7 separate regions of the Homo sapiens genome follow, and all the other regions are linked to region 1. Evidence: chromatin contacts called from ENCODE Hi-C or POLR2A ChIA-PET data. All regions are on one chromosome and are shown on one strand. Each heading gives the region's core, a stretch centred on a gene start or an enhancer-like site at or near the end of the contact. The rest is flanking DNA. Distances are from core to core; before and after follow the strand shown. Region 1 holds the start of PCED1B-AS1 (PCED1B antisense RNA 1). Region 2 overlaps SLC38A1 (solute carrier family 38 member 1). Region 3 holds the start of SENP1 (SUMO specific peptidase 1). Region 4 overlaps SLC38A4-AS1 (SLC38A4 antisense RNA 1). Region 5 overlaps SLC38A4-AS1 (SLC38A4 antisense RNA 1). Region 6 overlaps VDR (vitamin D receptor). Region 7 holds the start of SLC48A1 (solute carrier family 48 member 1).

The links. A loop is a pair of places that touch in the nucleus more often than their neighbours do. ChIA-PET counts read pairs that join two places held with the same protein, here RNA polymerase II (POLR2A). Pooled maps may share reads with other maps.
Region 2: a map of B cell shows a loop between it and region 1 (7-fold over the local background). The contact joins the enhancer-like site here to the promoter of PCED1B-AS1 in region 1. A Hi-C loop is called at or near these places in 5 of 168 maps with a recorded cell type or tissue (B cell, CD4-positive, alpha-beta memory T cell, naive thymus-derived CD4-positive, alpha-beta T cell and 1 more), 7 of 37 single-sample maps with no recorded cell type and 14 of 50 pooled maps. POLR2A ChIA-PET finds 5 or more read pairs at or near these places in 3 of 52 experiments (CD4-positive, alpha-beta T cell, activated CD4-positive, alpha-beta T cell and activated CD4-positive, alpha-beta memory T cell).
Region 3: a loop to region 1 is called in a pooled map, with 7 times the contacts of the local background. The contact joins the promoter of SENP1 here to the promoter of PCED1B-AS1 in region 1. A Hi-C loop is called at or near these places in 2 of 37 single-sample maps with no recorded cell type and 6 of 50 pooled maps. POLR2A ChIA-PET finds 5 or more read pairs at or near these places in 2 of 52 experiments (BJ and OCI-LY7).
Region 4: a loop to region 1 is called in a map of naive thymus-derived CD4-positive, alpha-beta T cell, with 3 times the contacts of the local background. The contact joins the enhancer-like site here to the promoter of PCED1B-AS1 in region 1. A Hi-C loop is called at or near these places in 1 of 168 maps with a recorded cell type or tissue (naive thymus-derived CD4-positive, alpha-beta T cell) and 4 of 50 pooled maps.
Region 5: a loop to region 1 is called in a pooled map, with 3 times the contacts of the local background. The contact joins the enhancer-like site here to the promoter of PCED1B-AS1 in region 1. A Hi-C loop is called at or near these places in 1 of 37 single-sample maps with no recorded cell type and 2 of 50 pooled maps. POLR2A ChIA-PET finds 5 or more read pairs at or near these places in 1 of 52 experiments (activated CD4-positive, alpha-beta T cell).
Region 6: a loop to region 1 is called in a pooled map, with 5 times the contacts of the local background. The contact joins the enhancer-like site here to the promoter of PCED1B-AS1 in region 1. A Hi-C loop is called at or near these places in 4 of 37 single-sample maps with no recorded cell type and 10 of 50 pooled maps.
Region 7: a map with no recorded cell type shows a loop between it and region 1 (8-fold over the local background). The contact joins the promoter of SLC48A1 here to the promoter of PCED1B-AS1 in region 1. A Hi-C loop is called at or near these places in 1 of 37 single-sample maps with no recorded cell type and 1 of 50 pooled maps. POLR2A ChIA-PET finds 5 or more read pairs at or near these places in 2 of 52 experiments (Caco-2 and activated naive CD4-positive, alpha-beta T cell).

What each region holds. Positions count from the first base shown.
Region 1 is chr12:47,214,718-47,218,111 of GRCh38, forward strand. It overlaps PCED1B-AS1 (PCED1B antisense RNA 1), which reads right to left and starts at 1,726. Exons shown (of 3, transcript NR_026544.1): 1 at 1,667-1,726; 2 at 1,448-1,547. It overlaps PCED1B (PC-esterase domain containing 1B), which reads left to right. Exons shown (of 4, transcript NM_138371.3): 3 at 1,505-1,972.
Region 2 is chr12:46,217,052-46,220,445 of GRCh38, forward strand. All of the region lies in intron 5 of SLC38A1 (solute carrier family 38 member 1), which reads right to left. Among named protein-coding and RNA genes, the nearest start is that of SLC38A1, 50 kb to the right of the region's middle. RefSeq lists a silencer at 2,874-2,933. Within about 2 kb of position 1,505, at least 15 of the 41 ENCODE cell types and tissues checked have a DNase peak (open chromatin) inside an H3K27ac peak, as active enhancers do; they include B cell, CD4-positive, alpha-beta T cell and natural killer cell, where a contact is called at or near this core.
Region 3 is chr12:48,104,330-48,107,723 of GRCh38, forward strand. SENP1 (SUMO specific peptidase 1) reads right to left here and starts at 1,750. Exons shown (of 18, transcript NM_001267594.2): 1 at 1,699-1,750. It also overlaps a transcript of PFKM not described here. RefSeq lists enhancers at 747-1,622, 1,128-1,337, 1,623-2,496 and a silencer at 1,478-1,617.
Region 4 is chr12:46,458,697-46,462,090 of GRCh38, forward strand. The region is part of intron 2 of SLC38A4-AS1 (SLC38A4 antisense RNA 1); the gene reads left to right. The region is part of intron 1 of LOC124902923 (a long non-coding RNA gene); the gene reads right to left. Among named protein-coding and RNA genes, the nearest start is that of SLC38A4-AS1, 77 kb to the left of the region's middle. Within about 2 kb of position 1,640, at least 18 of the 41 ENCODE cell types and tissues checked have a DNase peak (open chromatin) inside an H3K27ac peak, as active enhancers do.
Region 5 is chr12:46,515,814-46,519,207 of GRCh38, forward strand. The region is part of intron 3 of SLC38A4-AS1 (SLC38A4 antisense RNA 1); the gene reads left to right. Among named protein-coding and RNA genes, the nearest start is that of SLC38A4-AS1, 130 kb to the left of the region's middle. RefSeq lists enhancers at 1,101-1,150, 1,341-1,430, 1,601-1,780. Within about 2 kb of position 1,583, at least 4 of the 41 ENCODE cell types and tissues checked have a DNase peak (open chromatin) inside an H3K27ac peak, as active enhancers do.
Region 6 is chr12:47,881,387-47,884,780 of GRCh38, forward strand. It overlaps VDR (vitamin D receptor), which reads right to left. Exons shown (of 10, transcript NM_000376.3): 2 at 1,308-1,388. Among named protein-coding and RNA genes, the nearest start is that of VDR, 22 kb to the right of the region's middle. RefSeq lists enhancers at 1,155-1,667, 1,805-1,914, 2,345-2,534. Within about 2 kb of position 1,870, at least 10 of the 41 ENCODE cell types and tissues checked have a DNase peak (open chromatin) inside an H3K27ac peak, as active enhancers do.
Region 7 is chr12:47,771,988-47,775,381 of GRCh38, forward strand. SLC48A1 (solute carrier family 48 member 1) reads left to right here and starts at 1,251. Exons shown (of 3, transcript NM_017842.3): 1 at 1,251-1,453. The coding sequence starts at 1,318. RefSeq lists a silencer at 1,117-1,726 and enhancers at 1,472-1,978, 1,979-2,483.

The sequences.
Region 1 (3,394 bases), core at 476-2,975:
AAAGTTGTCTGAGAGCAGGACTCTTCCTGATACAGATACTTTGACTAATGTAGATTTCTTTTATAAATATAAATTTATTTTACAAAAGGACAGCTTTTCAGAGATACTCTTGTGTCTGCAGTTGCTCAGAATAATCAGCTCGAAATATGCCAAATAACTATATTTTGGGGTGGCATATTTTTTATTTTTGAGATGGAGTCTCGCTGTTGCCCAGGCTGAGGTGCAGTGGCGCAATCTCGGCTTGCTGCAACCTACGCCTCCTGGGTTGAAGCGATTCTCCTGCCTCAGCCTCCCAAGGACCTGGGATTACGGGAACCTGGGGGTGGTATATTCTGATCTTCTGTAGTCATGCACTGGGACCTTCTGTAGTCATGCATTTTCTCTCTCTCTTTTTTTTCTGATTCATTATTTCCTTTTCTTTTTCATCTTGGTATTTGTAGGGAAAGTGATATTCCTCTCCCCGAAATCATATTATTCCAGACAAAAGAAAACAAATGCCTACACTTATCTAATCAATCAGAAGACCATCTCCCCCACCCTTTTTTTTTTTTTAAAGATGGAGTCTTGCTCTTGTCACCCTGACTGGAGTGCAATGGGACGATTTTGGCTCACTGCAACCTCCGCCTCCTGGGTTCAAGCGATTCTCCTGCCTCAGCCCCCCGAGTAGCTGGGATTACAGGGGCCCACCACCACGCCCAGCTAATTTTTGTATTTTCAGTAGAGACGGAGTTGCACCATGTTGGCCAGGCTGGTCTCGAACTCCTGACCTCAGGTGATCCACCCGCCTCGGCCTCCCAAAGTGCTGGGATTACAGGCATGAGCCACAGCGCCAGACGAACCATCTCCCTTTTAAGCACGCTGTCCCCTTGAGTTACCTGCTGGTTTCAAGTGGAACACTAAGGGAGGAAGCAGAAAGTTCTTATCTTGCTCTGCCACATACTGGATCTAGCTGAGGCTGGGGCTCAGGCCTGTGGTTTCCTGTAGTGTGGACTGAGCCATTTTTCCATCAAGACGTCAGTGGAGAGATGAAGTGAAAGGATTTAAAAGCGGTTTGTGGCCTGCCATGGTGGCTCACCCCTATAATCCCAGCACTTTGGGAGGCCAAGGCGGGTGGATCACCTGAGGTAAGGAGTTCGAGACCAGACTGGCCAACATGGTGAAACACCATCTCTACTAAAAATACAAAATCAGCCGGGTGTGGTGGTGGGTGCATGTAGTCACAGCTACTCGGAGCCTGAAGCAGGAGAATCGCTTGAACCTGGGAGGCAGAGGTTGCAATGAGCCGAGACCATGCCACTGCACTCCAGCCTGGGCAACAAGACCAAAACTCCGTCTCAAAAAAAATAAATAAATAAAAATAAAAGCGGTTTGTAAACTGTAACACCTTGCACAGAAACACAAGATTACTACTATTAAATATTATTTAGAAAAGTAGAGTTCTTCTTACCATTTCCCTGTTTCTTTCTTCTCACTTCCTCCTTTCCCCTTCTGACCATCTTTTCAGCCGTGAACATACCACACCAGCAAGAACAATAAGAGCCAAGGGTCTGAATTGTTTAATCAAAGGAAGAGTCAAAATAAGCTACACCCAGATTACTGAGAAAGGTGAAATGAAAACAAGCTCAAAACCAAATTCCAGGAAGATGCTGTCTTTGTATTGACTTACCATTTCATGTTTTCACACATGTCAAAGTCTTGAAGCTTCGGTCATTAGTCTTCCGCTTCCTAAAGCAAGAAACTAAATGCTGACTTGTGTCGTTTGCCCCAGATGCCACCGGAAATGTCATCTTCTCCCCAGACGCTGGCTTGCAAGCACAGCAGCACCCAGAGGCTAACCTATTTCCCCTATAGCCCAAGCTCTGAGATCTCCCGTCTGGTCACAATGATCTACAGGAGAGGAAGAAAGCTATCTAGGGACGAGATCTAGAATCAACTGAGAGAGATGCTTAAAAATCACCAGTTACTTTAATGAGTAAGTACTTTTCAGTTTTTCCATTTTATCTGAAACTTTAAGTTGGCATTTCTGACCAGCCTTTCTTGAGACCATCATTTTTTGGGCACTTACTGTAGACAGGAATCAGCACCCTAGCCTCCTTCAGCCCACCCCATGTAACACTAAAGAGACAACTGGTGCTTGGCAATAACAAAAATATTAGTGATTGATAAACTTGTAAATTTATTAAAATGGACAGTGAAAGAAAACAGCCAATTTAGTTGTGAACTGGAGAAGGGACGTGAGGCATCTGTTGTCTGCAATCTTGTATGTTGTGGTTGACCACAAAGGCTTGGCATCAGGTTTTACTTCCAGCACTACTTCTTATAAAATGGATGACCTTGGGCAGATTACTCAATCTTTTAGCCTTAATTTTTAAAAGTATAAAATGGAGAAAATTAGAATATGTAGTCCAGGTGCGGTGGCCCACACCCGTAATCCAAGCACTTTGGAAGGCTGAGGCAGGTGGATTATTTGAGTCTAAGTTCAAGACCAGCCTGGACAACATGATGAAACCCTGTCTCTAAAAAAAACTATAAAAATTAGCCAGGCATGGTGGCACAGGCCTGTAGTCCCAGCTACTAGGGAGGCTGAAGTGGGAGGATTGATTGAGCCTGCAGAGTTGCTGCAGTGAGCCATGATTTCGCCACTGAATTCCAACTTGGGCAACAGAGTGAGACAAGAAAGAAACAGAGAGAGAGAGAGAGACAGAGAAAGAAGAAAAAAAAAGAAAGAAAGAAAGAAAGAAAAAGAAAGAAAGAGAAAGAAAGAAAGAAAGAAAGAAAGAAAGAAAGAAAGAAAGAAAGAAGAAAGAGAAAGAGAGAAAAGAAAAGGAAAGAAAGAAAGAAAATAATTTCTTAGGTTGTTTTTGTTTTTGTTTTTTTGTGATGGAGTCTCACTCTGCTGCTCAGGCTGGAGTGCAGTGGTGCTATCTCTGCTCACCGCAACCTCCGCCTCCCAAGTTCAAGCAATTCTTGTGCCTCAGCCTCCCAAGTAGCTGGGATTACAGGCACGCGACACCACTCCCAGCTAATTTTTATATTTTTACTAGAGACAGGGTTTCACCATGTTGGCCAGGCTGATCTTGAACTCCAGACCTCAGGTGATCCGACCGTCTTGGCCTCCCAAAGTGTTGGGATTACAGGCATGAGCTACCGCGCCCTTCTTAGAGTTCTTAAGAAGAATAAAGAGATAAACTGGTAAAACATGTAAATACTTTTTGGAGGGTATGCTAAATAATGCCACTAAATAATTAATGTTGCTAAATAATAAGTTAAATGCTTCATTTAACTGGAAATCTCCCTTAACCACTAAGCCCACTTTCCAGATATGCTAAGGTGGCTCAGAATAACAATAGCAGCGAACATCTGTAGAGTTTACACAGCATTTCATTTGATTTCC
Region 2 (3,394 bases), core at 255-2,754, 1.0 Mb before region 1:
ATAATTAATAAAACACTTTACTGATCATTAATAGTACCAAATGTTGGGGTATTCATTATATATCAGGCCCTTTCTAAGCACTTTTTAAAATACTTCACTTATGAGTAGTACTATTACTATCCTTATTTTACAGATAAGGTAAATAAGGTAACAAGGAGGTTAAGTATTTTGTCTAAGGTCACACAGCTAGTGTCAGAGCACTCAAACCCTGGTAGTATGACTCCAAAGTCCCTACCCATCACGTTGCATTGTCTATCAAAGTCAAACATCCAGAGTGGAATAACACTGTAAAAAATAAGACCAAACAAAAATCTTAGAATGAAATACATTGAAATGTTAATGGAGCTTGTCTAAGGTGAGCCTGAACACTCCGAACAGAGAGACTTTGCGTGTTTTCTTTATACTTTATTTCATTTATTTTATGCATTTTCAAAATGGTTTAATGGTTATCTTAGTTTTACAATAAAAATATAAAGAACTTTTCAAGTGACAGTATTATTATTTTAACCCCTTTTTAGGGGAGAGTTGCATTTGTTTAAGTCTTAAGCTCATTAATAGAATCCCTGTTTGATTAAGGAGCTCACAAAATACTTACAGAAAGGAGTAGAAACATAATTATTCAGTCCTAAAGTGGACTTCTTAGTCACTAAATTCTGATCAAATTTCAAAATTCTGAGGGTCAGAAGACCAGCACACGGTGACCTTGTAGCATGTGATCATGTATAATGCTTACAAATTAGATTAGGGAATTAAACGGGTGGTTTTAAAAGGCCAGGCAGGAAACAGGTGGAGAGCAATTATTTGTACCGTTCTTTCCATTTCTTTCCTTGTAGGTAAATCTAAGCTCTGTGGTGCAAAGCTTTTCTTAAACTAGCCTCACTGTCAGTTAGGTATTTTGTTTTGTCTAGAAAAATAAATATGCATTGCTGATGGCCAATTCAAATAGTATCTAATATAATCCTCAAAAGAAAGAGGAATCTAAAAGAAGTATCCCAGTAAAAATAGAATTTTAGTTTAGTTGGTTCTTTGTAAAAAAGTTAAAGGGAGGTCTGAGCTTAAATGAGGATGTTGTACCAGTGAGAAAGAGCGCCATGTACCACTACCACTTCCTGTTTTTAACCTATAGTGGGTAGAGGGCTGTGGGTTTTGTGGGCACTCCATTTATAACTCTTGACACTCTTGATGTGTCCTCGTTCCTCTTTTCCCACTCCACAAGGACAAGTCGTTTCCCTTCTCCTCAAACCTAGATCCCTACTCTTTATCATATTCTAAAGATGTTAACTCTTGAGTGACAGAAAAATCCCATGTGACTGTTGAAGTAAAGGAATATGCTGTTCTCGGTGGGTATTTGGGACTTTTGTTCCGGTAGAAAGGTGGATTGGGGGCTTCATTCATATTTTCCCATTCTGTTTTTGTGGTAACAAGACACATTTAAGGAGAAATAGGCGGTTTAAGAGGAGCACCCAATGGACTTGTTGCTCTCCTCCCCACAGATGTCAGTCATCTTGGGCAAGTTGCTTAGCCTCCGTTAATTTTAGTTTTGTAGTCGCCCAATGGGTTCACCTTGCCTGCTGCCTAGACAGAACCACTTTATTGAGACAGGGGAATTGCAATGGAGAAAGAGTAAGTCATGCAGAGTCAGCTGTGTGGGAGACCGGAGTTTTATTATTACTCAAATCAGTCTCCCAGAGCATTCGGGGATCAGAGTTCTTAAAGATAATTTGGCAGCTAGGGGCTTGGGAAGTGGGGAGTGATGATTGGTTAAGTTGGATATGAAATCATAGGGGGGTGAAGTAAGATTTTCTTGCTGTCTTCTGTTCCTGGGTGCAATGGCAGAACTGGTTGGGCGAGATTACCAGTCTGGGTGGTGTCAGCTGATACATGGAGTACAGCTCTGCAAAATATCTCAAGCACTGATCTTAGGTTTTACAATAATGATGTTACCCCGAGGAGCAATTTGGGGAGGTTCAGACTCTTGGAGCCAGAGGCTGCATGACCCCTAAACTGTAATTTCTAATCGTGTAGTTAATTTGTTAGTCCTGCAAAGGCAGACTGGACCCCAGGCAAGAAGGGGGTCTTTTTGGAAAAGGGCTGTTACCAATTTTGTTTCAGTCAAACCATGAACTGAATTCCTTCCCAAAGTTAGTTCGGCCTATGCCCAGGAATGAACAAGGACAGCTTAAGGGTTAGAAGCAAGATAGAGTTGGTTAGGTCTGATTTCTTTCACTGTCATAATTTCCTTGGTTATAATTTTGCAAAGGCAGTTTCAGTTTCTTTATCTATAAAATGGGGGTAATTAACAGGGTTGTTATAAAGATCTCATGGAACAATGTACACTTTACAACTATCTTTTCTTTTTTAAAGTCCTTTATAAAATTAAAAGTCAATCTTACCTAGCCAGCCACACAAAAGGAGGCTGCGGGTGGCTTTGGTCTGCAGGCTGTCCCTTGCTGACCCCTGATATAGATGCAGATCTTTGAAATCATGTGCCTGACATAAGGTAAAGTCTGTGGCCAGAGAACAAAGCAAAACTAACTGGCCCACAAAGGAGTAGTTTTCTAATTAAACCAACTACCACTCTGTGAGTAATAAAAGTTCAAGCTAACCTTGAAAATCCAACTCTCTGCACCACACTTAACCTGCTCTACTGTGATAACTCCAACCTGGCCTACTGTAAACCAGATGAGTGAGCAGAGAAGGCATTCTACCAATCATGGAGGTAAATAATGCTGTAAAACCATAGCCAGTATAGTTAAGTTGTCTGTTGCAGGCTAAGAAAAATACACTGTACCAAAACAGAGATCACACTGCTGTCCTTGGATAGGACCAAGGCACCTGAGGCAACTCAGCATAAATAGGACTGAGTGAACTCAGGGTATACACTCTAGCGCATGTGCGCGCACACACACACGCACACACACCCCTACCTTTCTGGGGCTAAGAGAATTGAATTCTTAGAACCCCCTTATCAGATGCATCACAGACGACTCATAAACTAGCAATAGCTGCTCAACTTCTAAAAACAATGAGTGGGACTCATCTCCTACACATGCCAACTATTTCTGTTTACAAAATAGGCACTCATTGTTAACGCAATGCTAACCACTTTCCCATTTCCCTATTTCTGAAAAGCTTCTTAATCCAGTGGATTTCAATAGAGTTCAATGGCACTGCCACTGTCCCTTTTCCATGTATTTCAAATGTTGGCAAGCCTGAATGTGCCATTTCTCCCTCTCCCGGGTTATTACTCCCAAACAACAGACTCTGATGTCAATGATTTTTGCTGCCAGCCAAAGGACAATTTTCTCTTCAAATCATTTCTAAGGAACTGTGACTATAACTCAAAGAATTCTAAAAACAAGAAACTGATTGGCAAGAGGAAAGATGAATGTGA
Region 3 (3,394 bases), core at 500-2,999, 890 kb after region 1:
AGATGTGGTTAGAACAATTTATGATATAAGAAGGGTGTGAAAGCAACCATGTGAAATCACCCTTTTCCAAGTTCTGAAAAACAATTATGTGTACAATAGTTTGTACTATATCGTCATGTGTTTGAGGTTCTTTCCTTCTATTTTTACATGTAATCTCTCCCAATCACTCTAACACCTTAAATACCTTAACACTCTAACGCCGTAAACCCTAAGTGTTCAAATTCTTTCATACACATTCATTTACTGTGCACCGACTACGTGCATTAAGAAAGGGTCCCTGCCACTGAGCAGCTCACTGTCCAGTAGGGAAAGCCAGATCCATAAACAGGTACCGCAAGACAGTAGAGCTGGTACAACTGATAGAAGATGTAGAAGTTGGGAAGAAAAGGACAAGAGTTCCAAAGCCGCAATGCAAGTCAACAACTGCATTCCCTTAGCCAGAAGTAGCAGAACCTGTTTTTGTACCCATCCACTCCCTCTAGACAACTCATTAGATGAGTGACATGAAGACCATCTTTGCAGTTGGGATAATTAATTGAAGTCAGTTAAAAATGAATAAGCCTTCCTAAAAGGGACTAGAGAGGAAAAATAAAGGGTGGTAGAGTGTAAACTGGAAGTAGGTTAAGGGATCATGCTTATAGAGATGCTTAAAGTTGCGCTTTAACTGTAATTTCAAAGTCAGGGTAATCTGTATTTCAACATGAGTCCTTAACACAAATTATTTTTATGAAGAATAAAGATTTAGGAGATGATGAGATCTAATACATCCAGAATAACCAATTATAACAAAGACCCTCAGTCAAATAGTTGGTAGTAGATAAAAGGCTTTATATGAATATTACAAGAATCACCACCACTCCAAATATAATAAGTGTACCAAATATGAAGTAAAATGACTTTAACAAGGCTGACTTGAAAGTGATAAAGAAGCAAGTTACTGCTAACAAGATAGTGGAAATACTGCACAGGCACCGATAAACAGAAATCACCAAGCTCAAGGAAAGAGAAACGAGGCATAGATCCAGAGATCACGTTAGGGTACACCAAGAAAGAGACGGTTCAAGGGAATTACCAGGAGGCGATGAGCCAGGTAAGCAAATTGTGGCAGTTAAGGGGATTTTCATAACCTGAGCAGGAGGGTCCAGACGTTTCTTTCTGATGGTGGCACTAGCGATATCACATCTCAGGGAGATACCACAGAGTAGGAGAGTTGGAGAAATGTTTACGTGAGACGCAGAAGTAGTCAAGAAATATCACTCGGGTCTCAAGGAAGGCGGGAGATGAAGCCGGTACCACAGAAAGCCGAGCTTCCCGGTGAAAACAGCTCTCCCCAGAGAAGACCCAGCTCTGGCGGGAAAGCCCCGGAATCGCAACCGGCCTTTCCCCAAGTACGGCTGGGCGCTGGGATGGGGCCTGCTGTAACGGCAGGGAGACGGTCTCTCCGCGGCCCAGGAGAGAGAGACCAGAAGGAACGGCCTCAGGTAGCCTAACGGCCACCGGCGGCCACAGCGCGGCCACCGGACAGCAGGGGGGAGGGGAGGTGGTCCCAGGGGGCGGGGCAGAGGAAAAGGCGCCGGCCCCACAGTGCTCCCCGCTTCCGCCCAGTCCAGCCCGGGCCGGCTGACCGGGTCCGACACAGTCTCCTGGACCAGGCTCCCTCCATCCTCACCCCTCCCCCAGCTTCCCGCCGCCACTCACCGAACCGGAACCGGCTGCCATGCGAAGGGGTTTCCGGCCGGGCGCGGAACGCAAAACCCGGGAACCGCCGCGAACCGGAACCGCCTTCACAGCACCGGAAGAGTCGCTAGGTGGCTGAAGAGGAGGGGGCTGGGGCAGGAGGTCAAAGAACAGAGTTAAGGACCAGTGGGGCGCCTGCGCGGTGTGGCGAGGCCCGAGAAGCGAAGGGAGCATTTAAGACTAGTCGTAATTTCTCAGTACCCTTTTCAGTCTGGGCTTTTTCGCTTTCTCGTACTCGGAATACTGTTAGTGAGCCCTTCGTCCTATGCTTTTCTCTGTTCCCTCTGCTCCCTTACCCGCCGCCTTCTGGTTCCGCCCGGCGAGTTTTGCTTGCTTGCGTTCCAGTTTCCATGGCAGCTTTTCGCGGTGGCCCTAAATCTGCGGAAACCTGTGGCTTCCCCCGACAGATAGGGACCTGAGATCTAAATCGATCTCAGGCTATCTCGTGTTTTATTGAGAATCACAGAACGTTAGTGCTTGTAGAGGTTATTGGAGATACTTTAGTCTTACCAGGTTCAGAGAAGTGAAGTGATTTCCCAAAGGTTTTAAGTGCACGGCCCATCTAGGACTAGGAAACAAGTTTCTTAACTTGCAATCCTGTACTCTGCACCACCTCATACTTGATTGACCATTCAGCAAGCAAACAAACAAACAAACAAGCAACTTGAGGACGGATTAGGCTAGACTCTGGCAAGATGTAGAACCTTCCAGAACTCTGGAGGAATTTGAAACAGGCAGAGCTGTGAGGAAAGCTTTTGGGAGCCCACTAGAGATCTGCTTTTCTGGGTAGAGATAGAGAAGGACCCAGGAATCACCTGTGACCTTTGAAGGGCTTTGTTGTTCCTGGGACACATTGATTAACCTGGAATCTGCCATACTTTCTAAGAGAACATAATGGGAAGAAATATGTTTGTTCATTCAGGCTTTTTGTCAAGCACCTCAGCTTGGCAGGCCTCTGGACCCAGGCCCTGTAGAAGTCTTAGAGAAATGCCCCCTTAATAGGTCCTTTACACCCAGATCACAGCCACAGGCACAGTCTGAGCTCAGACTTAAAGAAGGGCAGTTTCTGGAGGCCCCCAGCCTTTCTGATACTCTCAGCAGCTTGCTGAGTTCAGGGTTTCCTCCCCTGTCAAATACATCAAAGTAGATTATTTGTATTGCCTCATGTGCTGATACTTTTATATTATATTGTCAAGTCCTAAGGCCAAGTAGTCATGAGTGTAGCTGGTCCATGTCAGTCACTGACATCTTATTTCACAGCTCTGTTCGTTTGGATTAAACTCTGTCTCTATTTCTAGGAGGCAGCCATGCATAAAGACGAGTTTCATCTGAAATTTTTCATGTGTGTGATTCAGTCTCGCCAGTTAGTCAGGACTCCTCAGAGAACAGGTACCCTTGTCTCCTGATCATACTCCAGTGACAGAGAATGGGTTCTCTCACAAGAAGTCTAAATACAGGATGTGAGGCTTTCTAGTGTAAATACGGATTTTAGGGGTCAACTGACCTTGTTTATCACATTCTCACTTTGATAAAATATTGATCACTGAGTCGTGTATTTTCCAGGTAAGATTTTGACCTGGTTTGTTGTGATAGATGCCAGGCAGATAAGGAGGACTTGAGAGTTGAGGGGGGAACAAAATTTATCCCATGAGCTTGT
Region 4 (3,394 bases), core at 390-2,889, 760 kb before region 1:
TGAAGAACTCTGGGAGTGTAGGAATTTTGCAGCAGTGTCTTTTTTTTAACGGTCCTACCTGCTGGTAGGACACCCCCCTTTTAAAAAAAATGCGTAGTCTAAATAGTACACAAATCAACTTTTACCTCATTAGCATTTTTTTTTCCATTAAACACTTCTGGATTCTTGGTAATTCTTTTGTAAACCACTTCCTCCTGTTGAAATCTTGAACTAATTTTGATATAGAAACTAGCTGTTGGGGTGATAGTACATGAGCCAGTTTATTAAAATCATCACCTGGTCTTTGGAGAATGGTGGTCTCTTCTGATTCTTTGTCCTGGATTACAACTCCCTCTTGTCACCTACCCTCATCATAGAAACTCATCTTTAAATACTCTTAATTGACCACATCTCTCTATTCTGTAATTCTAGTTTGCAGAATAAGCTCTCCTAGATATATCATCTGATGACTATTCCAGTTTGCTGTGCTTTCTATTTTTCACATCTTGTGTTATTTGAAGACGTTTATATTTACCTAATCCCCCTAGCAGCCCCAGGGGAAAGCAGGATGCCATGAGGCTCCGAGCACGCTGACTGTCTACATTCATTGGTCAGAAGGAACAATATTCACTCCTCTTTGGTTTTCACACAAGTCACTACTTTCTTGACTCAACCACACATCCCTTCCTTTGTTATGCTTGTATTTGAGTCATTGCTCCTGCTGATAACCAAATGCTGTTTTGCCATGTTCTTTTCTTTTTTCTACTCTTTGGAAAGTCTAACGACTTGCTCCTTTTCTGTCCCCTACAGAGAGGGCAATGGCTCATGCCTGTAATCTCAACATGTTGGGAGGCTGAGGTGGGCAGATCACATAAGGCAACAAGATCGAGACCAGCCTGGCAAAACTCCATCTCTATTAAAAATACAAAAATTAGCTGGGCATGGTGGCGTGCACCTGTGGTTCCGGCTACTTGGGAGGCTGAGGCAGGAGAATCGCTTGAACCCGGCAAGTGGAGGTTACAGTGAGCTGGGATCGCTCTACTACACTTCAGCTTGGGTGACAGAACAAGACTGTGTCTCAAAAAAAAAAGTAAAAACTAATATTAAGTTGACCTATTACTGTGGATTTAACTAGTACAGTTAGTGTGTTTTCTATGCAGGAGGGGGATGGAGGAGGGAGGAAAGCAGCTGTTATTATAAAACTGTAGTATATGTTTTAAAAACAGTTATAATTTTTATCTTTTTTCTATTCTTAGAAGCAATACGTCTCACACTTCAGGGCTAAAATGTACTTCTCTTCCTCTTCTAAAATCCTGGATACAAATCCTTGGTCTTAAGTTCTCTTTTCCATTCCAGGACACTTTCTAGCCAAAAGTGGAGGTTGCGTTGATCAGGAAGGGTTAGGCAACCTTTGTTGTTGAAGGACAATTTTGATGGAAGGATCCTGTCCCAGTCCCTCCCCTCCCCTCTTCTTCCTCTTCCTCCCCCTTATGATTTGCTGAGCTCTTCAAACACTTTGTCCCTGGGATCACCCTCGCCTCTGGGATGGAGCGCTCCATTGTGGCACCCTTATACCTTGCAAGTGCCTTCAGCAGTGCTTCCGTCAGCCTTGGAGGGTATAATCTGGAGCTGGAGGTTTCTAAGCAGTCAGGCTGCTGTGAGCATGATGTTTTGGTGTGTTTGCACCAGCTTCCTGTTGCAGAGTTTGGGAAGTGAATCTGGTAACTGCCTGAACAGAAACACTTCCCCTTACTTTCTACATCAAAGAGAAGTTATGAAGTTACCTGACATTGGTGTCACTTTTTAGGAGTAAGGACAAAGCATTGTGTTTTAAGGAGACTACATAAATAGGGAAAGGACCTCAGCTTCAGCTAAAAGAGGTCACACAATTTCTTTTAGCCTCAGTTTCCTCTTATGTAAGATGAAGTGATACTATGCCCCTTGCATGGTTGTTATGAGAAGGCAATGAGATAATTTAAATGAAGTGCCAGGTACCTTGCGGGGGGCACTTAATAAGTGGTAGCCATTTCTGTTATGGAGAATAGGTTCTGTTTTGTATAAGTGTTGTGGACTATGTCTTCTGAAGTTTGTTTTGTGAGTTGCAGTCATGTGATTCATATTTCCAGTATAGCCCCTGTACACTGTGTAGGTGTTTATACCCACTTTTGCCAGTGGAGTGAGAGCTCCTGCAGGAAAGAGAGGCATGGTGTGCTTGCTTATCTACGTGCTGGGGTAGAGAGGCATGGAAGGAAGGGCCAAAGAGCTCAGGCTGGAGCTAGGCTGTCTGAGTTTAAATGCTGCTGCTAAGTTAGTAGCTGTGTAAACTCAGGCAAGTTACTCAGCTTCTCTGTGTTTCAGTTTCGTCATCTGTAGAATAGAGACACTACTGTATACTACCTCATAGAGAGGTTGTAAGAATCAAATGAAAAAATTCACAGATATATGTAAAAGGCTTAAAACAGCATCTGGCTCAGGGTATACTGTTACTATGTACAGCATACATCAGACTCACTGTATGGTGAGTGCTCCCTAAATGCAAGCTTGCAAATGAGTGGGAAGTAGAGCATCCCTCTTTCTCTGTGTTCTATAGGGATCCCAAATAGAGGTGTGAACTACACGTGCTTATAAGAGATAGAATATCAAGTAGAATTTAGATTCCTGTATATGGGAGAACATTCCTCTTCTGCTGGACTCTGTTTCTGCTGCACCCTTGATTTCCCTCCCGTTTGGTATTCCCAGGGTTCCTGTTCATATCTCTTTGGTCATATCTCCTGGTCATATCTCTGGTGGTCAGTTCTGTGGGGACAGCACTATGTCCAACTTGTTTAATGTTATATCAGTAACTCCTAGCCTCTGGCATGATAGATTCTAAAAGCATGTTTAACAAATGATACATGGAACACTAGAAAGTGCTATTGAATGTAAGCAGTTTCCAAGAGACACTATTTGTGCACTTAGTAAGGTCAGTACACTGGGCCAGGGCGGGGACAGGAATACGTGAGAACACAAGTGTAGTGGGAACATACTGTTAATTTACAACCACAGGAAAAAAACAAATATGCAGGGTCATAAGCCTTGATTTAGAAAATAGTCCCATTATATATAGTGGTAACCCCAAACCTCGGTATTTAGTTTAGGGTAGAATCTGGGAAGAGAAATTGAACGGGAGATTCAGCCCGGAGGAATCACATGATAAAGACTGACTAAATATTGTAAATTTTTCTCAGAGCAAACTTTTATAATGCATGTTTCTCAAATATTAATTGATGGTCTAGTGTCTAAAAGAAATAAGCCCAGGAAGGCTATGCCATTGTATTTTTAGAAGTACTTAAGTGACCTCTAGCCACTCTAACAACTCCTTGAGAGTTATGGCAATATCCAGGATGTTTTGTGTCTTTGTCAGGCATATGATATA
Region 5 (3,394 bases), core at 333-2,832, 700 kb before region 1:
CTGGCCTCTCCTTGGATTAACTGCAGCTTGTTGGAGGTGTGGATAAGGCACTTAGGGTCTTTCCTCCTTTATTAGTCTGAGGGTAGCAAGGGCAGTTCTCTACTGAGAGGCTTTCAGTTGCTCCTGGAGGGTCTGTCCAGGGAGTTGCTGAGTTGGTGCTGGCTTGATTAGCTCTGACAGGAGGTGGCTGGAGGCCCAGGCCTGGAGGACCTGCATAGTGAAGAGATATGGAAACAGTCACCCATGTAACAGTCTGGCCACTTTTCCATAGGGCTGCTATGGTATGCTTCAGGCCTGCTCCAGTTCCTAGTCACCTTGGATTTCGCAAAACCTAGAGGTGTCACCAATGAAGCCTGTGAAACAGCAAAGATGGTAGCCTGTCCCTTCCCCTGGAAGCTTTATCCCAGGGAGGTACGAACCTGTTGTCAGCCCAAAGACACTTGTAGGAAGTGGCTGGGGACCCTGGTTGAGAGGTCTCACCTTGTGAGGAGGAACAGGATTGGGACCCACTTAAAAAAGCAGTCTGGCCTTGTTTTGATAGAATAGCTGCATTGTGCTGAGGGTTCACTTCAGCCCTTGGTCACCTCAGGTACTCTGAAGCCCAAAGGCTGGAACAGTTAAGTTGCCCAAACAGCAAAGATAACAGCCTGCCCCTCCCTCTGGGAGCACCCTCCCAGGGGGAATTCACAGTTCTTTTGGCTGGAGAGCTCAGGTGGGAGTGGCTGGAGGTCCTGATTGGGAGGCCCCACTCGTGAGGAGGAACAGGATCGGGCACCTGCTTAAAGCAGCAGACTGGCCATGTTTTGGTAGAGCAGCTGTGCTGTGCTAGGGGATCTCTTCTGCCCTGGATTGGCTCAGACTTTCCAAAACCTGAAGGCTGGAACGACTAAGGCACTCAAACAGCAAAGATGGCAGCCCACTCCTCCCCAAGAAGCTCCTTCTTAGGGAGGTGCAATGCTGCTGCTGGTAGCCGGCTGGAATTTCAAGCCAGTGGGTCTTAGCTTGTGAGGTGGTGAGGATGTGGGGCCTGTGGACTGTTCCTGCTCAGCCCCCTGGATTCAGCCTCTTTCCTAAGGGTAGGTACAGGAATCTAACCTCCGATTTTGCCAGAGCTGCAGCTACTTTTGCCAGAAAGCCCAAGCACCTAAACCTCCACGTTCTCCACACATGCCTGAGTGGCTGTTCTGGTGAGAATCCAGATGGCTCTGTCAGACTGAAGACTGAAGGCCCTGGTGGTGTGGGTTCACAGGGAGATCTCCTGAGCCAAGGGTTGCAAAGATCTGTTGGAGAAGCGATCCCAGGGTCACTCATTCACTCACTGCTTTCTAGGACTGGGGAGGATCCCCTGGCTCTGTGCTGTTCCCCAGTGGGCCGTTGTTCAGTGTCCTGCTTTTCTTTGTTTTCTGTGTGTCAGGTTGTTTCCTTGGTTAATCCTAATGCGAGTACTTGCATGTTTCAGTTGAAGGTATTGTTTTTACTCGCCCCTCTATTCCTCTCCGTGAGAGCCACACATGCTAGCTGCTTCTAGTTGGCCATCTTGGCCACTCCACCCCCACTACATTTCTATGTAGCTTAAGCCTAGTTTTCAATAGGGCTTAATGACATGCCTTGGAGAGTTCCTCTCATCAGTTTTGTTTCCACTACCTCTGGGTTGGTTTCATTTTCAGGTGATCTTTCTCTCCTGGTTGCAATATAGTTACTAGAAACCATAAAAGCCTCCCAAGCTGAAATGCTGCAGACAAAATTTGAGAGTCTTTGGTGTGGCATCCCCCACTAAAGTCTTACTGCCTCTAACTGGATTATTTGAGTATCCATAAAACTATCATTATGATCAAGAAAATGTGAAATATTAATTAGATTAGACCTGGTTTTATTCTCTACTCTAAGGTTAAAGTATGAACTAGTTTGGAAGAGGGATTACTTCAAGGGGGACCAGTAGAGGGGGCAGTGTATGACAAGTGGCAAAAACAGTTGATGGCATGTGATTATTTTTCCCTCTGCATGCATGGCAAACATGAGAATCAATTATAGTACTTTTTTTCTCATTGTACCTGGACATGGCTTCAGCAACTTTGTCAACGTAGGGCTTTAGTCAGCCACTAACAATCCACAGGAGTTGGCAACCAAGATAAACATTTTATACCATCACTAGCCTAAAAGCAGAAAATACATGGAAATCCTTAAAGGAAGGCATGCTTTTACTCACCAGTAAATCAAGGAAAATGCACACTAAAAGAATTCTATAGTAAGACCAAAATTGATCATTGATGAATGGAGCATTTTTAGTTACTCCTTCCTTTGTGGGGTGTGTGTGTGTGTGTGTGTGTGTGTGTGTGTGTGAGAGAGAGAGAGAGTTTATTATGAAATATTTTGTTTATAGTTTCTGAAAAACTCTCTGAAGTTGTGAGACAGTGATAAATTTGTTCTTTTCAGGGTGGTCATTAAAAGCATTGGAAAACATTCTGTGATTTCAGTGGCATAATGTGACCAAAATAACTCTTTATTTTTCTACAAGAAAAATGCAAAACATAAGCAACTGAAATCAGATGTAAGCAGATTGGCTTCCTTTGAGGGCCCAGTGGTCAGAATTTTAGAAATTCTTAGCCTGAACCCTGACTTTGTGTTACTGGCACCCAGGACTAGCATGTAGATAGCCACCCATGTGACCAGGGGAGTCCCAGGAGGCCCATTCCTTCCTGTGCCATCCTCCCAAATGCTCCCAGCATTTGCTAACTTAGGCCAGAAATTCCAGAATTAAATATTTATTTTTGTGACTTGAAAACTTTGCTTCTTTGTTCTCCTTTTAAAATGACCCTTAGAAGGACCCTATGAAGAATGGACCATTAAGTTCTACTGGCCCTTTACAACACTATCAGGAGTGTCAATTTGTCTTTTGAAGGCAGGTTTTATTATATGAGAGGTGGGAAAAATATTGGGGGATGGGGTACCAAAAAGGGACAAAAGTGTCCAGAAAGAGGAGGCTGAGAAAGCCAAAGACAGATGTGTTCTCTCACTTTGTTGTAATGCCTTAGCTGCAGCCTTGGGGATGTGATTCGAGAACCTCCAAATTTCACTGTGTTTATTCTGTCCATCCATTCCACGTTAATTTCACAACATTGTTTACTTGCTATGCTGAAGGCACTTACAGCAATACAGGGACATAGTTTCTGACTGAAGAATCCTAATTACTTAATCACATGTGGAAAAATAGTAATGTCGCTCATTTTGTGTAGTGTTTCAAAAGTTTTCAAGTTAATGATCCTAAAATTGCTATGTGATTATTTGTACCCTCCAGTCTAGAAAAGTATGTTATTTTCTCAATCACAAAATGTACTTTCTCAGTGTTCTTTTGGGGTTTAGCAAGTAAGTCAACATGATAATACTGAAACATTTC
Region 6 (3,394 bases), core at 620-3,119, 670 kb after region 1:
TGCTCGCTACCTGGGAGACAATTCATTCATACTCAAAACCTCAGTATCTTGCAATATACCTTTGTAACAAACCTGCACAGGTACCCCCTGAACCTATAAGAAAAGTTCAGAAAAAAAGAACAAAGGAATGATTAACAGAAACCTTTGGAGAGATGAGATCGGGGAGGGGTGTGCATTATATAGTAGCAGTATTCTATTTTTTGAGTAGTGAGCATATGGTATCTTCTTCTTATTATTATTAGCAAAACACTACATCTATGTTTTGTATATCTGTGTTTGCATGCCCTTCTGAATATACAAAACGTTTCATAATTTAAAAAACAATTAAAAATAGAAAAAGTGCTTGTGGATCTATCAACATTGTCCCCAAAGACCATCCCAAGTCCAAGCTGATGCCTGCAGGTTTTAGAACATAGCACACATTCAAGATGTGGCCAGCATCCCGGAGGCCCAATATCATTGTGGGGTAATAGGGGAAACTGTCCAGGATGCTTGTGGCTTAACCCTGGGTCAGCTGAGATGCTGCAGCTCCGAGTCATCGTGGTGTTGCTACAGAGTCTGGGTCATCCAGGCTCCCAAGTATCCGGTGGATTTCGTGGAAAACAGAGAAATCAAATGGGGGGTAGGAAGGAATATCTGTTAAATCAGTCAACACATGTTCAGCATCACATGGACTCATTTGGAGATGCTATGATGCAAGCGAGTGGAACAACATACTACCACAGCACAGCAACGGGGCAGTCCTGCAATGGGGTGGGGTGCTGCCTTGACATCAGGAAGTCTCTATGCTGGGGGTGAAGGCTGGAAAGGCTGGATCAAGCAGCCAGAGGCCCACAGTGAATGAGACCATTTCAGGGGAGCTGACAGAAGACCCAACCCTGCTTGAGGTTATTTGCTGCTATCAAGAAGCCAGCGCCCAGGACCAGAGTCCACATGTGGAGATGTCCAAGCCTCTGTGGCTTGAGAGCTGAAAGTCCCAGGAATGACAGGCAGAGACTAAAGAAGGCAGCAAAGAGAAAGAGGAGATGGGGGCTGGATAGGAAACATCAGACGCACAGGAGAGCCCAGCCAGGGTCGTGGCTGGAGCCAGCAAGCCCCATCTCCTGAGCCCTTCTCTGAACTCCCACCCGCACCCCACACACTCATGCATCTCAGTTGCAGACTCTGCTGGCCCGGGACCCACCTTGCAAAATCCTGGGTGGTATCCCTTCCTTCCCCTGCCCACCACCTTCTTATGCCCCTCCCCCCCACCCCGCCCCTTGAAAACAGAAAGCCAGGGAAGTTGCGGCTGATGAGGAAACACCTACCTGAAGGAGCAGGGGGCAGGTAAGTGGAGCCCAGGGGTGCTCTTCTGTGAGGTCTCACAGACACTTCAGACCCAAAGGCTTCTGAAATGAAGAAGGGGAAACCTTTTATCTAAGGCGGAGCGCTGACCGCCTCCCCAGTCTCTAAGGAAGTGGGCACGAGAGGCTCTTTCCAGGGACTTTAGTCCCCAGATCAGTGACTGCAAACAGAAGTGGCTTGTTGGGAGCAGGCATGCCATGTCATCGCTGGCAGGGGTGTGGGGGTGGCGGCTGGGCAGCAGCCAGGATGGCCCTCCCTCGAGGCAGGGAGTAGCAGGAGCAGTGGGAAGCGGTGGCGGCAACCAGCCCCAGGCAGAAGGAAACAGCCTCCCGCCTAGGCACTCCTTCTCCTCTCACAGCCCAGGGTGTCAGGAGGGAGGAAGGGCCTTTTCGTTAGGGAGACCCACACTCTCACTACCCCCTCCATCTCCAGATTGTAGGCAGCTCAGGAAGCAGAGCAACTGGGCCATGTGTCCTGCTGCTAAGAGCGGGAAGACGGCTGCCCCAGGCAGGGCAGAGGAGGTGCCGCACAGGAGCTGGGAATGGGGCAGGCTTGGATGGCAGCCCACAGCCTTGGCCTCTTGGGACAGCTTCAAAGGCAGGTGTCTGAGATCTCCTGTCTGTGGAGACCGGGTGTAGGCGGAGCAGGTGTTGCAGGGGTTAAATACAGCAAAGCATTGCTTTCAAACAGGATGTTTTCTGCCACTTTTAGCTCTTCCCCAGACATGCTCAACACCCCCAGCTGCAGTAGGGTTGACTCTGCTGCCCAGACTCTGGATCTTAGCAGCTGGCTGGGGGGCCAGCAAGGAGGGATGGGCAGAATAGTATCCTTTCCACTTCCACTCACACCCGGCCCTACTTGTCCACCTGCAGACATAGACAAACAGACAGACACACACACACACAAACACACAAACACACACTTCTTTCCTTCTCTGATGCCAACAGGAGGTGACCCTGGCAAAGGCCTTTAAGTCAGACCCCAGATGGGGTATGTCTAGACCCCAGCTTTTGTCTTTCTTTGGAGACCTCTGTCTTCCAGTGGCCTAAGCAGGGAAGGGGGAGAGCTCAAGGGGCTTCCAAGACCTGGGCCCGGTCCTAGAACTGTGAGCCGACTGAGGCCACTTGCCACCCCCTCCAGTACTGCCAGCTCCCAGGGAGCATCTGAGGAAAACACTAGTGGACAATGAGCCAAGATAACCTAAGCTGGGCTGGCCCACCCCCACAAGAAGCATGGGCAGTGGGAGGTGTCTGCTGAGGACAGGCATGCTGCCACGTACCCCCAACCCAGGCCCTCCTTTGCCCCCTCTGCTCCTACTGCCCAAGTCCTTCCCAGCTGACCACGCTCTGCAGGGTTCCTCCTCTGGCCTTATTGATTCCTCAGGCTCCTTTCCTGGTGCTCAGGAAGGTGAGGTGGGGACCGGGTGGATGCAGAAAGGAGCACTGCTTTCCTATCCTCAATCCCTGTGGTTTTCAGAGGTCAGAGGTGACATCCAGATAGACAACCACCCTGGAACTTAAAAAAAATGTTTCCGGAGTATTTACTACATGCCAGGCCTGCTAAGCTCTGCATACATTATTTCATTTAGCCCTCACAACAGTTCTGTGAGGCAGGGAGCAGTCCTACTTGTAGCAAAGCCAAATTTCAGAGCACTCTGAGTGACTTACCCAGGGTCCCACAGCTAGGCAAGTGGTGGTTCCTGGGGCCAAATGAGGACAGGCTGATTGTAGTGCCCAACTGGGTCCTTTTGCAATGACAATCATCAGAGCAGATGCCTACTGCTCCGCACTGGGCCCTGCTCCATGGTTTTCCTGTGTCCTCACTCACTTCACTCTCATAAGAGCCTCCTCCAGTGGGTACTTTATTGCCCCTATCTTAGGGGTGGAAACTGAGGCGCAGGGAAGGTGATTGTCTTTGGAGCTGGATTTGAATCTAGGTAGCTTAGCTCTGAGTCATTTCTGCAACCCTAAGCCGTGGACACCTTTCACTTCCACTAAGTCAGGAGCAATGCAGAGAACAATCCCCAGGTCATGAGGGAAGAACCTGGGGA
Region 7 (3,394 bases), core at 1-2,500, 560 kb after region 1:
GGCAACCCTGATGTCCCCTTGATTTTAGCCCAGTGAGACCATTATTTGGATTCCTGACCTACAGAACTGTAAAATAATAATAAGTTTGTGTTATTTTAAATCAGTAAATTTGTGGTAATTTGTTACGGCAGCACACACACAAAAAAAACTAATGCAAGGGGTATTGGTTATGTTTTGTGCAGGTATATGATGGGCCTCCCCATGTGGATCCTTAGTGCTGTGGCAGAGCCCTTGTTATTGTGCTGGGATTTTCCCTCCAGCTCCCGGCCGGAAGCTGGGCTCACGTGGGAGCTCAGTGCCCTCCTGCTACAGATCTGTCTCTTCCTTACAATGGTATGATCCCGAGGGTCAGGGTGAGGGGTTTGGGAGGATAAGGCTTGTGCTGATAAAAGGAAAGGTGAGGTCCGTTGCAGTGGCTCAAGCCTGTAATTCCAGCGCTTTGGGAGGCCGAGGTGGGAAGACAGCTTGAGGCCAGGAGTTGGGGACCAGCCTGGGCAATATAGCGAGACCCTATCTCTACAAAAAATAAATAACAAAAAATACTAGCCAGGCGTGGTGGCACACACCTGTAGTCCTGGCTGCTTGGAAGGCTGAGGTGAGAGCATTGCTTGAATCCAGGTGTTGGAGGATGCGGAGCTATGATGGCGCCACTGTACTCCTGCCCGGGCAACAGAGTGAGACTCTGTTTAAAAAAAAAAAAGTAGGGATTTGTGGGGAGCTGTGCGTGAGGATAGAATGTATAGAATGTTTGCAGTCAGAAGGTGATGGTCGCAGGGGTTCCCAGACTTTAGTGTGTGGAGAAATCCTCTGCGATATGGTGGGAGGGAACCTGGTTGATAGAAGGACGGGCGGAAGGAATTCTATTCACAGCGTACTCTAATATTTCTTAAGTTTTACCTATTAATTTTTAACAAGAAATTTTAATTTTAATTTTAAACGAAAATACGCATCGTACTCAGAGGTAAAGATTTTTAATCCTCGCGGTTCGCTCGTATAAAGGCATATTTCCGGTCCCTTCCAAGGTCCAACAATCCGGACACGGCGGGTCTGGGGATGGGCCCAGGAATCCGCCTTTTTAGCAGCATTCCCCCAAACGACACGGCAGCTTCGCAAAGCGGCGGTGGCGTCTGCGGTTCCGGGCGCGGGCGGCCTCCGGCCGGGGAGGGCGCTGTGCGGGCGGCGCTGGGGGCGGGCCGGGGGCGGAGCGCGGGGCGCCGGCTGCTCTGGCGGCTCCCGCGGCTCCGGCTGGCGGCTTCGGGCCCTGCACCTGTGACTCTCGGCCGCGCTCGCCCTCGGCCCGCCCGGCGCCGCAGCCCCATGGCCCCGTCCAGGCTGCAGCTCGGCCTCCGCGCCGCCTACTCCGGCATCAGCTCCGTGGCCGGCTTCTCCATCTTCCTCGTCTGGACGGTGGTCTACCGACAGCCGGGGACCGCGGCCATGGGAGGGCTCGCAGGTACCCCGGGACGCTGGGCGGCGCGGGGCGGGTGCGCGGCTGCGGGGCGGGCGCCGTCAGCTGCTCCAGGACGCTCCCCGCGAGCGGCGCTTCCCCGCGGAGCGGGTGGAGTGTTTACTCGAAAACAGCGGTTGGCGGCGGCAGGCCCCACGCGGGCCCGGGCTCCTGGGCATTCCTGGGTGCCTCTGAGACCCGATGCCCGCCCGGGCGCCACCTGGGGGTGCCGACGGCCCGCCACTGCCGGCTGCACAGACCTGCCGCGCCGCCCGGGTTATCTGTCACGGCACACTGCCTGTCGCCCTCCGCCCAGTTGCCCCACGACAGTGTCCCCTCCGCGCGCCCGCGGCGCTGGTCGCCTCCTATCCCCAAACACACACACACACACACACGCACACACACACGGTTGTTCTGAGGGATCCCCTGCCCCCCAGGCGCCCCTTCCCTGGGTGCTGGGTGAGGGCAGAGAGGGAAGAAGTGGGAAAGGAAGAGGGCTAGGGGTGGCTGGGGAAGCCCATCTCCCTCCTTCCAGAGGGCTCCCCCGCAGAGCCCTCTGCTGAGACCCACAGGGAGGACGGCGTTAGGGATCTCATAGAAACTGGACATTCTCTTTCCACCCATGTTGGTGCCTTTTTGCTACCCGTCTGCTGTGGCTCCTCAGCCAAGCTCTGCCAAATCCTGCAGGCCAGCCGCCCTTTCTGTGCTTCTGGGAGGGAAGGGGAAGCATCGGTGCGCTGATGGGGGCTCTGGGCTGACCAGTGCTCCTTGTTGTGCACATTTGGGCTCGCAGTTTAACCTCTCTGCGCCATAGAATTGGTATGAAGATGAAAAATATTATCTCTACTTTCTAACATTTTAAAAAATGCTTTCTATGTGTCAGGCACTATGTTAAGCAACCTGCTTCCCTTATTTCATTTAATCCTTACATTAGTCTCATGAAGTAGGCCTTACGATTATGTCCATTTTACAGATAAGGAAACTGAGGCCTGAAGTTAAATAAATTGCTTACCCGGGATTACACAGCTACATGAAATAATATGTGTGGGAAAGGACTTTGGGAAGAAAATACGTATAATACTTTTACATATGATGATTATATTCCATTACTAAAATCCTCGGCCAAAAGAACCCTAAATGGAATAACTAAAAATAACTAATTTACTCACTGCCACAGGGAGTGCTGAGTGCCATCCCTGGGTAGAGTCGCAGCATGAGGTGGGGTTAATGCCTTAGAAGAGGGGCATACAGGGCCCCACCCTACACAATGCCAACAAAGCACTGGGTCACCAAGAAGGGGGGATGGGCACCCTGGCTAGGGTGTTCTCTGCCTGCCCAGCTGCCTCACCACCTGTGGGATCCTGAGGACAACTGGCCCATCTCTGCGCGTTATCTACAGAGCCCTAGTTCCTTTCCCCACTGCACCCCGCCACCCTCCATGTTTGTCAAGGTTCACTTCTCCCTGCCACTTTTTTGTTTCCTATTGGCCCTGTTGCTTTCCCCTCTGGAAGGCGGCGTCAGAGCCCTATGATTGCATTGCGAAGACCGAAGGCAAGAGAAGGATGAGCAGGGAGGGCCAGCCTGGGATCTCAGCTGGTTGTGTTGAGTCTGGCCTGGTACAAGTGGAGGTGAACCCTACCTGGCCGTTTGACCCTATCCTGGGCCACAGTTTCCTCATCTATTAGGAGTGGGAGGAGATGTCCCCAAAAGACATCTGACTTCCCTCCAGATCTGAAATCTTGCAGTGCTGCCCACTCCCTGAGTCTCCAGCTGCCTCCTAGAGGGCTGTGGAAAAGGCCTTCTTTCTTATACTCTAGGGAGTTGCCTGGGGTTTTCTTCCGACCCAACTCTGCCCTCTCTCCCTCCCCACAGGCTTCCCTTGGCCTATGAGGCAGGCCAGCTGTGGAGCTGCCTTCAGAGAGAGGCGCTAGGGCAGCAGCTCGCTAG